3 separate regions of the Homo sapiens genome follow, and regions 1 and 2 are each linked to region 3. A link is a contact called in ENCODE Hi-C or POLR2A ChIA-PET data. All regions are on one chromosome and are shown on one strand. The core of a region is the stretch at or near the end of the contact, and the rest is flanking DNA. Distances in the headings are between cores, read along the strand shown. Region 1 has its middle 150 kb from the start of ECRG4. Region 2 has its middle 20 kb from the start of ECRG4. Region 3 holds the start of FHL2 (four and a half LIM domains 2).

Region 1 (2,700 bases), core at 92-2,591, 520 kb after region 3:
AAATGGCATCCCTATACACACAACGGGGCCGGAGTAGTGGGCACAGGCAAGAAAGGCCTCCCTGGAAGAATGCAAGGGATCCACACAGATGCACCCAATGTCTCTGGAAATGACTGGGCAAGACTTTGAGTGAAACTGGAGACCTGGCATTAATGAATGGGATAAAGCTAGAAAAACCAGAGTTATCCTTGATAATGTCACAACATGGAGTCCACAGGCTGGACAAACCTGGGACCATGGAAGCTATACTTTTAAGATCTTAATACAACGTTCAGTTAAAAAACCCTTCTGCTACCTATTTCCTTTAGAATACAAGATGCTAAGACCTGGAAAGCACCCCTTGCAACATCCATGTTTGACACTTTGGACAAAAGGGTTGGCTGTGCAATTCTTAGGACCCTCATCTCTGTCTGGACATTAGTGCCTCGCTATGGCCTGTGCCAAAACATGCGGTAGCGATAGCACACCCGTAGTAGATTAACATAAGTCATAGCCGTTCAGAAATTTCACCTCCTGCAAAAATGCGTTTAAGCTTTTCTTCAGGGAAGGCTGAGCTGTTGGCCCCAGAAGACTCTCAGCTGACCTAAACAACCCTTCTTTTTTATTTTCAAACAGTCTTAAATAGGTTTCTGCATGTGATGACAACAGACAAAAAGATAAATACAGTACATTGAAATTATTCATCTGGTTAAATATTATTGCAATATCTTGAGACTTTGCTAACTTCTCCTGGAGTTCAGATTCTCAGAGTCCTTTGTGTGAACCTCCACTTAAAATGCACAGCAATTGTGCACCTATTTGATAAACTTCCTCCTGTCACTTTCCGACACACACTGGCCATCAGTGCAAGCCAGTGGCTGAGACCGGCTCTTCTTATGCTGTGCTGTCAGCCACAGCCACTCTGACCATAACCCTGGGCCTCCTTTCTGCAGAATAGATTTGCACAAAGACCTCTCTCATAGCTGTTTCTCTCTGTCCCTAGAGGTCCCTGGGCTACGTCCTTGGGTTGGAACCCAAGCCAAAGCTAAGTGCAATGACACAATTGAGCTATTGTGTGAGCTGTAAGTAGAGGGAGGATGGCAGGGGCCCAGGGCTGACTCACCAGGCACACCTGCCTGGTCTGGCCTTCAGGGATCCCAGAGGGTAGAGACTGGGCCTCCTCATTCCAGGCCTTCCACCCCCAAGGGGTTGGGGACATCTCTTCTGCCTCCTCCTACTGTCCCCTGCTGCATTTCTCCTGGCCTTGTCTTCTCTCTACCTATGCAAAGGCCCAGAGGCCAGGCCCTAGACACAGTAGCCCCAAGCCACACCAGTTCTTCAGCAGCTGTGAGTGGAGCAGGAGCCCACACCCTACCTGGAGTCTGAGGTTGGGGATAAACTGGCTGCTGGCCAGACACTGTGTAACAGGGATGAGCTCCTTTCAGCCATTCATGAAACCTTCAGCCACAGCATTTCTAGCCAGATTAAGAGGCTGGGCAGCTGGGCAGCAGCCTGGGGGTATTAAGTGGAGCCCAAGAATGCTGCTCACAGAACTAGGTCCCCTGAAGTGATCCCTGGAGGAACCAGAAGTTTGAAAGGGTTGAGACCAGGAGCAAATGCAATAACACAGATGATGTCCAAGAGGGGAAATTATGCAGAGGAGGGATGGGTGCTGGCTGGGGACCTGAGATGGAGTAAGGTACCAGGCCCTACCACCAGGAGGCAGGCTTTTGGGGGAAAGTTCCAGAAGCAACTTGCAAGAAGATGGGAACCAGGCCAGAAAGTACATTCTTGGGGATCTCAGAGCAGATTTGAACTTAGTTTGCAGGCATGGCTGGTGCAGCTCTCTGCAGACTCAAACTATACAACATGAGTCACACATAGCTACTGAGCATTTGAAATGTGACATGTTCAAATAAAGATATGCTTAAGTGTAAAACCTATACCAAATTGTTAATAAAATTAAAAATGTAAAATATCTCATTAACAAGTTTTTATATTGATTACATGTTGAAATGATATTATATTGGATATATTGGATGAAAACATTTTTATTAAAATTAATTTCAACCTCTTCCATTTCACTTTTTCCAGTGGGTCTATCAGAAAATTTAGAGTGACATAATTGAGTCAGATTATAATTCTATGGGATAGTGCTGGTCTGGGCTGTTCACTTGCCTGAATTCCCAGGTTCCCCCAGCAGGGTACCTCCATATCTTTGTAACGCTGTGCAATACTCTTCTTAGAATATAGTGTATCTGCAAAAAGAACTAGGTGCTATCAGACAAGAACAGCTAGAAAACAAAAAAGATCTGTTGGATATTAAAAACAAGATGAGTCTATTAATAGATTTATTAGAATAATTGGGCATAATTTTAAGGTCATCTTCTATAATGGAGAGAAAAGATAACAAAATGATAGGAGATGCACTAAAAATCAAACCATTAGGAATTCCCATCCCCCAAAACAGGGAAGAAAATGGTGGAAAGAAAATTATCAAAAGTCCTGGGAGATAGAGGAAGGGCACACAAGGGAAGGGCCAAAAGTGAAATCCTCGTCTGTTATCATGGAAAGTCAATTAAAACCTGAGAAAGGTCAGTCTAATTGTATCCTTAGGGCATTTGGTCTGGAAGTGACTACAAGTGCTGAAAGTGGTGGTCTCTAAAGAAAGGGAAAGTGTTGGCATTACGAATTGGCGAGAAAGAGGCAGACTACTTAGCC
Region 2 (2,815 bases), core at 5-2,504, 690 kb after region 3:
CACCTCAGCCTCCTGAGCAGCTGAGACTACAGGTGTGTGCCACCATGCCCAGATAATTTATTTGTTTGTAGAGACAGGATCTCGCTATGTCGACCAGGCTGGTCTTGAACTCCTGGTCTCAAGCGATCCTCCTGCCTCAACCTCCAAAGTACTGGGATCACAGGTGTGAGCCATAGTGCCCGGCAGTAGTTCATTGAAGCTTGGCCAGAGACCCTTGGCCATGAGCTTTTCAAATCATATCACCTGCTCCCCTAAGGGCCCATTTTTAACAAGCAGCACTGTATTCTTCTGTGGATCAGAATTACTGACCAGCATTTTGTAAACCAGACATTTTATATAAAGCTGATTCTTCAACAGAGGACAAAAACCCCTACTGTAATATACTGACCAAGAGCCACAGATTAAAGACAGAAAGACGGCGTGTGAACAGGCATTGCTATCCCTACCGCCATCTTTTTAAAGAGAAGACTGAGTCCCGGGGAACCCATGCTGGGGACGTCAAGCCTAGAAGAGCAGAGTCCAAGGACTGGACTGACTGCTCGTCTTCAAACATCTGAAGGGCTGTCAAGAGGAAAGTCTTTGTCTTGTTCTTGGAGAGCCCCAAGGGCACAACCAGGCCCCATGAGTGGCTGCTCAGTGAAGCCAATTTTTGCTCAGAATTCTGATAATGGAATGGGAGCTTCACAAAGCTAAGTGCTTCCAGCAGGGCGAGTGAACAGTTGTAAAAACTGTTTATAGAAATTCCTGTGTTTGAAGATGAAAGTTTCTTAAAGTCTGAGCCATGGGATACCCAATGGTGATTTTCAAGTACAACAGCAACTCACTGCTCCATCCCTGCTGAGGCTTTAGGAAGAGATCTAGTCCTCGATTCTTCTGAAACTTTCACTAAAATAAAACTAGTGTACAAACGTAAGGAGTGGTGGCAAGGCTAGATACAGTACGATCCACCGCCCCCTTCAGGCTACAGACAAGTAAACGAAGGCTCTGGGAAGGCAGCTGACTTGCCTATAAACCAGGCCGATGCTTTTCTAGTAGTTTCCTGATCTACCCTGCTTCTCCTGTCAGGTTACTGCAGCAAACAGGGAAACAGGTAAGCACAGTTGGGAATTGGGATTTATAAAGAGTTGTGTCTTTCCAGTGAGGTACATTTTTTTTCTGCCTGTGCCTAACACACCTAACATAAGATGACCTGGAGAGAGAAAAGCACAATACTATGTCATTGCACCTCCCTCAGGGTTAAAATGGAACCAAGAAGCCCACGCAAGCAGCAGATGTAGCATCTATGAAGAAAGTGTGAGTCAGAATCCACTTAAAATGATGTGTCGTACCTTTGATGTGATTTGGCACTTTGCTGCTGCTTCTGTTGTTTTTAAATTGGGTTCTCTCACCTTACTCTTTTTTGATTTCGAGTTCCCTTTCTCTCCTCGCTGAGAAACAAATTTTGTGAAAATAAACTGGGACATGGGAAGCATCTATTACCGAAGACGCCCAAATGCAGAGAGGAACCCCATTGAGTGGGTCCTTCCTGCACTGACAACGGATGGATTTTGCCTCCTGCCATTTGATCATGGATTTGGAAATAAAGAGCGTGGTTAACTGTCCAGGGTGACCTCTCCAGCTGCCCAGCATGCTCAGACACAGTTGTTCTGGGAGGTAATGAAGAAACACCATATCACCATTTCTGCCTCACATTTGCATATTACATCACTGCAACCTATCACCTTTCAAAGGGGGAAAATAGGTGTTATCACCTTTACCCATATGTATTTTCATTTTCAATGACAAGCTTTTAACACTTAATGAACAAAATTCCATTTTTAGTGATTATTACCAATTCCTTAGTCCTTTTCAATGCCTTTTAAGTTTTCCTCCCTTTATTTAAACCTAATCTTTAAGATTCAAGCTTTGTCAGATAGACAACAGGCATAAAGCAGAGACCATAATACAGGTGATTTTTCAGCATTATTTGCTATGGTCATGAGATTTTTTTCTTTAGCCTATTAAAATGATGGATTATATAAAGATTTTCAAATATTGAGCTAGTCCTTGCATCCCTGGAATAACCCCCACTTGGTAATAATTCCTTTTATATACTCCTGTATTCAATTTGCTAACATTTTATTAAAAATTTTTGCATCTGTACGAATTTGGAATACTGGTCTGTATTCTCTTGTGCTCTTTGGTTTTAGTATCAGGGTAATATTGGCTTTATACAAAGAGCTGGGTAATGTTCCTTTCTCTTCTAGTTTCTGGGAGAGATTGTATAGGATTGGTGTGAATTCTTTAAATGTCTGGCAGAATTCTCCAGTCAATCTCAGAGCCTGGAGTTTTTTTTTTTTTCTTCAGATTTTAAACTATGAATTAAATCATTAAATAAGCTATTCAAATTACAAATGTCATACTGAGAATTTCCTAGGATACGTTTCCTAGGAATTTGCCCATTTCATCTGAGTTTTCAAATTTATGTATGTAGAGTTGTAGCTAGTATTCCCTAGTTATCCTTTCAATGTCTATTAAGTGACATCCCTTGTTTCATTCCCATTAATGGTGTTTTCTGTTTTGTCAGTCTTATTAGAGGTTTGTGGCTTTTATTATTTAAGGAGCCAGTAATTTGTTTCACTGATATTCTCTATTGCTTTTTGTTTTCAATACTGATTTCTGCGCTTCTTATTTCCTTCCTTCTGCTTGCTTTGGGCTTACTTGGCTCTTCATTTAAATTTCTTGAAGTACAAGCTCAAATTATTGAGATTTCTTTCTCCTCTACTGATATTAGAATTTTAGTGCCACAAAGTTTTTTCTCAGCACAACTTTAGCT
Region 3 (2,971 bases), core at 67-2,566:
GGGTGATCTAAATCCAGTAACACTTGACAAAATTTTATATAAATGCACAATGAAATGTTCTTTGAGTTTGGTTTTATTAAAGTTTAATTGATAGACTAGGAATTCCTGTACTTCTAAGACTTGATGCAAATGGTTTTTGTTTTTTTGTTTTTTGTTTTTTTTTGTCTAAAACATCTTCAGGATAGTGCAAAACCTCTTTTCTTTAATATATTATTATAAAACACTCATTAGTAGAGTCAGCACCAAAAATGTGAGATGTATTGGGAGTTGTGTTTTGAAGACAGTTCTCCTGATTCTAAACCCAAATTGTGATTTATTACCTTCCAAAATATGTGGAAGGGAGTGCGGGCCTTAAGTTCAGTGATGTCTAAGTACACTGCTGCTTGCAAGCCAGCTACACATTTCAGCTAACCGGATTAGCCTACTTCCAGTTAAAACCCGACTGAGGATATGAAAATAAATATGACTGATTCATTTAAAATCAGAAAAACACTCAATATTTTCTTCCCTCTATTTCTGGTATGCTAAGATATCACACGAGTGCGACTTAAGAAAAACTTAGAATCTTTTCATTTAAAATAAGCCATTTTTGTTTTAACCGAATGGTTCAGTTATTAAATGTCTACCTGAGTCAAGGAGCGAGGTCACACTGCAAACTCCACTTATTTCTACTAAAGGGAAATGGCCCGGACTCCCCCGCGCAGACCACCGTGCCAGGACAGCCCGCTCGGGAGTCGGGCCTGGAAGCAGGCGGACAGCGTCACCTCCCCGCAGCCGCCGGCTGGGACCCGCGGCCAGCCTTTACCCAGGCTCGCCCGGTCCCTGCCCGCATGGCGGTGCCCCACCTGGTGAGGACGCGGGCTGCAGTCCTCCCTCTGGGGATGAGTCGGTGGGCTCCTCTGAGCTCCAGCGCCCCCAGGGTCTAGACCCCTCCCATTGCTCCGCTCCCCTCTCCCCGTGGTCTCCCCACCCCCAACCCCCAGGGTTCGGCTCTCCTCTCCCGGGTCTACCCCACAGCTCAACTCCTTTCTCCCGGCTTCTCCCCGCACGGTTCGGGTCCCCTCTCCCAGTGGTCTTCCCGGACCCACAGCTCTGCTCTCCTCTCACCAGTCTCCCCAACTCCGGCTCTGCTCCCCTCTCCTTGGGTCTCGCACCGGATTCGGCCCCCACTTCCGAGCCCTGGTGGCTAAGCCCCTCGGCCTCCCTCCGGGGCGCAGGGGGTTGGAGGTACTCACGGCACCGCAGCGGGCCGGGGACTCCCGGACGGGGCTGGAGGGCGCGGGCGGCTGGTGGCTGCGGCTCCGCTGCCGGCCGAGTGGAGCGCTGCGCAGCTCCCGCCCTCGAGAAACCCCGCCGTGTCATTTGACCATATAAGGAGATGCACGCCTCGGCTCGCTGGCACCGGGCGTGGGGCGCGGGGGGCGGGCGCCCCCAGGCCTCGCGGTTGCCGTGCCCCCGCCCCGGGCTGCGGCGGTCCCGGCCCGTACCCTTTGTTTGCCAGGGCTCCTTTCTTCGTGCCCTCCGGGTCTTGGGAGCACAGTAGTTATCGGGAGCGTCGCCTCCGGCGTGGGCTCTCGGGCGCGAGTTTCGGACGAGGCCTGGGCGCGGTGGCAGGGGTCTGCCCACGCCGGGATCTCTGCCTGGTCCCAGGAGCGGGAGACTGGAGAAGCCCCAGGACGTGCCGGGGGAGGCGGAGGGAGGAGGGGGTCACTTCTCAGGAGGCATGTGCCTGGGATATATTTGCAAGGTGGACGTTTTTCCTTCTTACCCTGCAGATGCTTCTTTACGAAATGAACACCACAGATGACCATAAAGAATCCTTCGTTCCACTACGGAGGGGACTAAAGGAAGGTCCTATCCCCACCTCTCCCTCTCGGGGCCAGAAGACTAGTTAGACATCTTGGATTCCCCTCCAGGGCGGGAAAACCAAAGTGAGCTGGGAGCGTGCCTCCCACATTCCAAGCCCGGGCCCTCTGCGTGACGCTGACGCTGGGTAGGGACAGATGGCACTGTTCAGCATTGTCGCAGGGAGAGCACAGGTTGAGCCCATCCCTGGGAGAGGGTGCGTCGTGATGGAAACATTTGCTCCTGAGCAGGTAACCGGTCCACTTGCAGAAACCGGTGGACGATGAGTAGGTGGACCACAAAGGCGTCCTCGGCACTTTGGGGGCAGGTGTATTATTTTTAACATTCGGGGCAGCTCATAGGAATACATCCTCCAGAGAAGGCGGGAAGAACTCCGTGATTGCTTTCTTTTAATTGATACTCTCCGTCTGGTAGGCCTCATGGGTCTCCATCATGGAATCACAGAACTTGAGAATAAAGGGGCTTCATCACCTTAGCTTCCACTCGGTGAGCACTAGCTCTACCTGGTATCTCATTTGATCCACACTCCTTTAAGGTAAAGATTTTTACCAGATTTACGGTGAGGAAAGTTCAGCTCAGATTTGCTCCAGGCCACGTGAACGGTAACTGTGCCAGCTGAGATTTGAACTGGGATGTGGTAGATGGCAAAGCCATGTAAGTATATTACGGGATCAGAAATGCCTCTCATCCCTCAGTCACTCAGGTGACTCCAGAGGACTGAGACTTGCCATAAGCCCAGCCAGAACTAGATGTGCGGAATACAGCCCTCCCCCGACCCCACCCCACTGTGTCCCTGAAACAGGACGCTTTCCTGAAGAACCTGAGTTAAGGCCACCCTACCTGAATTTCCACTAAGTGTCAAGACAGGCTAGTATTTTGAAATTCAGAGCAAAGTTTGTGTAGAAAAGGCTCCCAGCCCCTGACAGCTACCTAGATGTGTTGTTGATATCGTTACAAATTAGGAAATGGTCTCCTAGTTCTCAAATGGTGAGTCTTAAGCTTCAGTTTGTAAAAACAAGCCCTAAAATGATGAAACATTAATTCTGCATTTATCTTCTTTCTGATTCCTTTTGTCTTATATTTTAATTTTTTTTTTTTTTTTAGC

Evidence for each region. A loop is a pair of places that touch in the nucleus more often than their neighbours do. ChIA-PET counts read pairs that join two places held with the same protein, here RNA polymerase II (POLR2A). Pooled maps may share reads with other maps.
Region 1: a map of heart right ventricle shows a loop between it and region 3 (3-fold over the local background). The contact joins the enhancer-like site here to the promoter of FHL2 in region 3. A Hi-C loop is called at or near these places in 1 of 168 maps with a recorded cell type or tissue (heart right ventricle). POLR2A ChIA-PET finds 5 or more read pairs at or near these places in 1 of 52 experiments (endothelial cell of umbilical vein).
Region 2: a loop to region 3 is called in a pooled map, with 3 times the contacts of the local background. The contact joins the enhancer-like site here to the promoter of FHL2 in region 3. A Hi-C loop is called at or near these places in 3 of 50 pooled maps. POLR2A ChIA-PET finds 5 or more read pairs at or near these places in 3 of 52 experiments (IMR-90, activated T-cell and activated naive CD4-positive, alpha-beta T cell).

The regions. Positions count from the first base shown.
Region 1 is chr2:105,918,375-105,921,074 of GRCh38, forward strand. No RefSeq gene overlaps it. Among named protein-coding and RNA genes, the nearest start is that of ECRG4, 150 kb to the right of the region's middle. Within about 2 kb of position 1,342, at least 7 of the 41 ENCODE cell types and tissues checked have a DNase peak (open chromatin) inside an H3K27ac peak, as active enhancers do; they include heart right ventricle, where a contact is called at or near this core.
Region 2 is chr2:106,084,582-106,087,396 of GRCh38, forward strand. No RefSeq gene overlaps it. Among named protein-coding and RNA genes, the nearest start is that of ECRG4, 20 kb to the left of the region's middle. Within about 2 kb of position 1,255, at least 2 of the 41 ENCODE cell types and tissues checked have a DNase peak (open chromatin) inside an H3K27ac peak, as active enhancers do.
Region 3 is chr2:105,397,735-105,400,705 of GRCh38, forward strand. FHL2 (four and a half LIM domains 2) reads right to left here and starts at 1,317. Exons shown (of 7, transcript NM_001318895.3): 1 at 1,108-1,317. RefSeq lists silencers at 1,051-1,270, 1,291-1,420 and an enhancer at 1,098-1,920.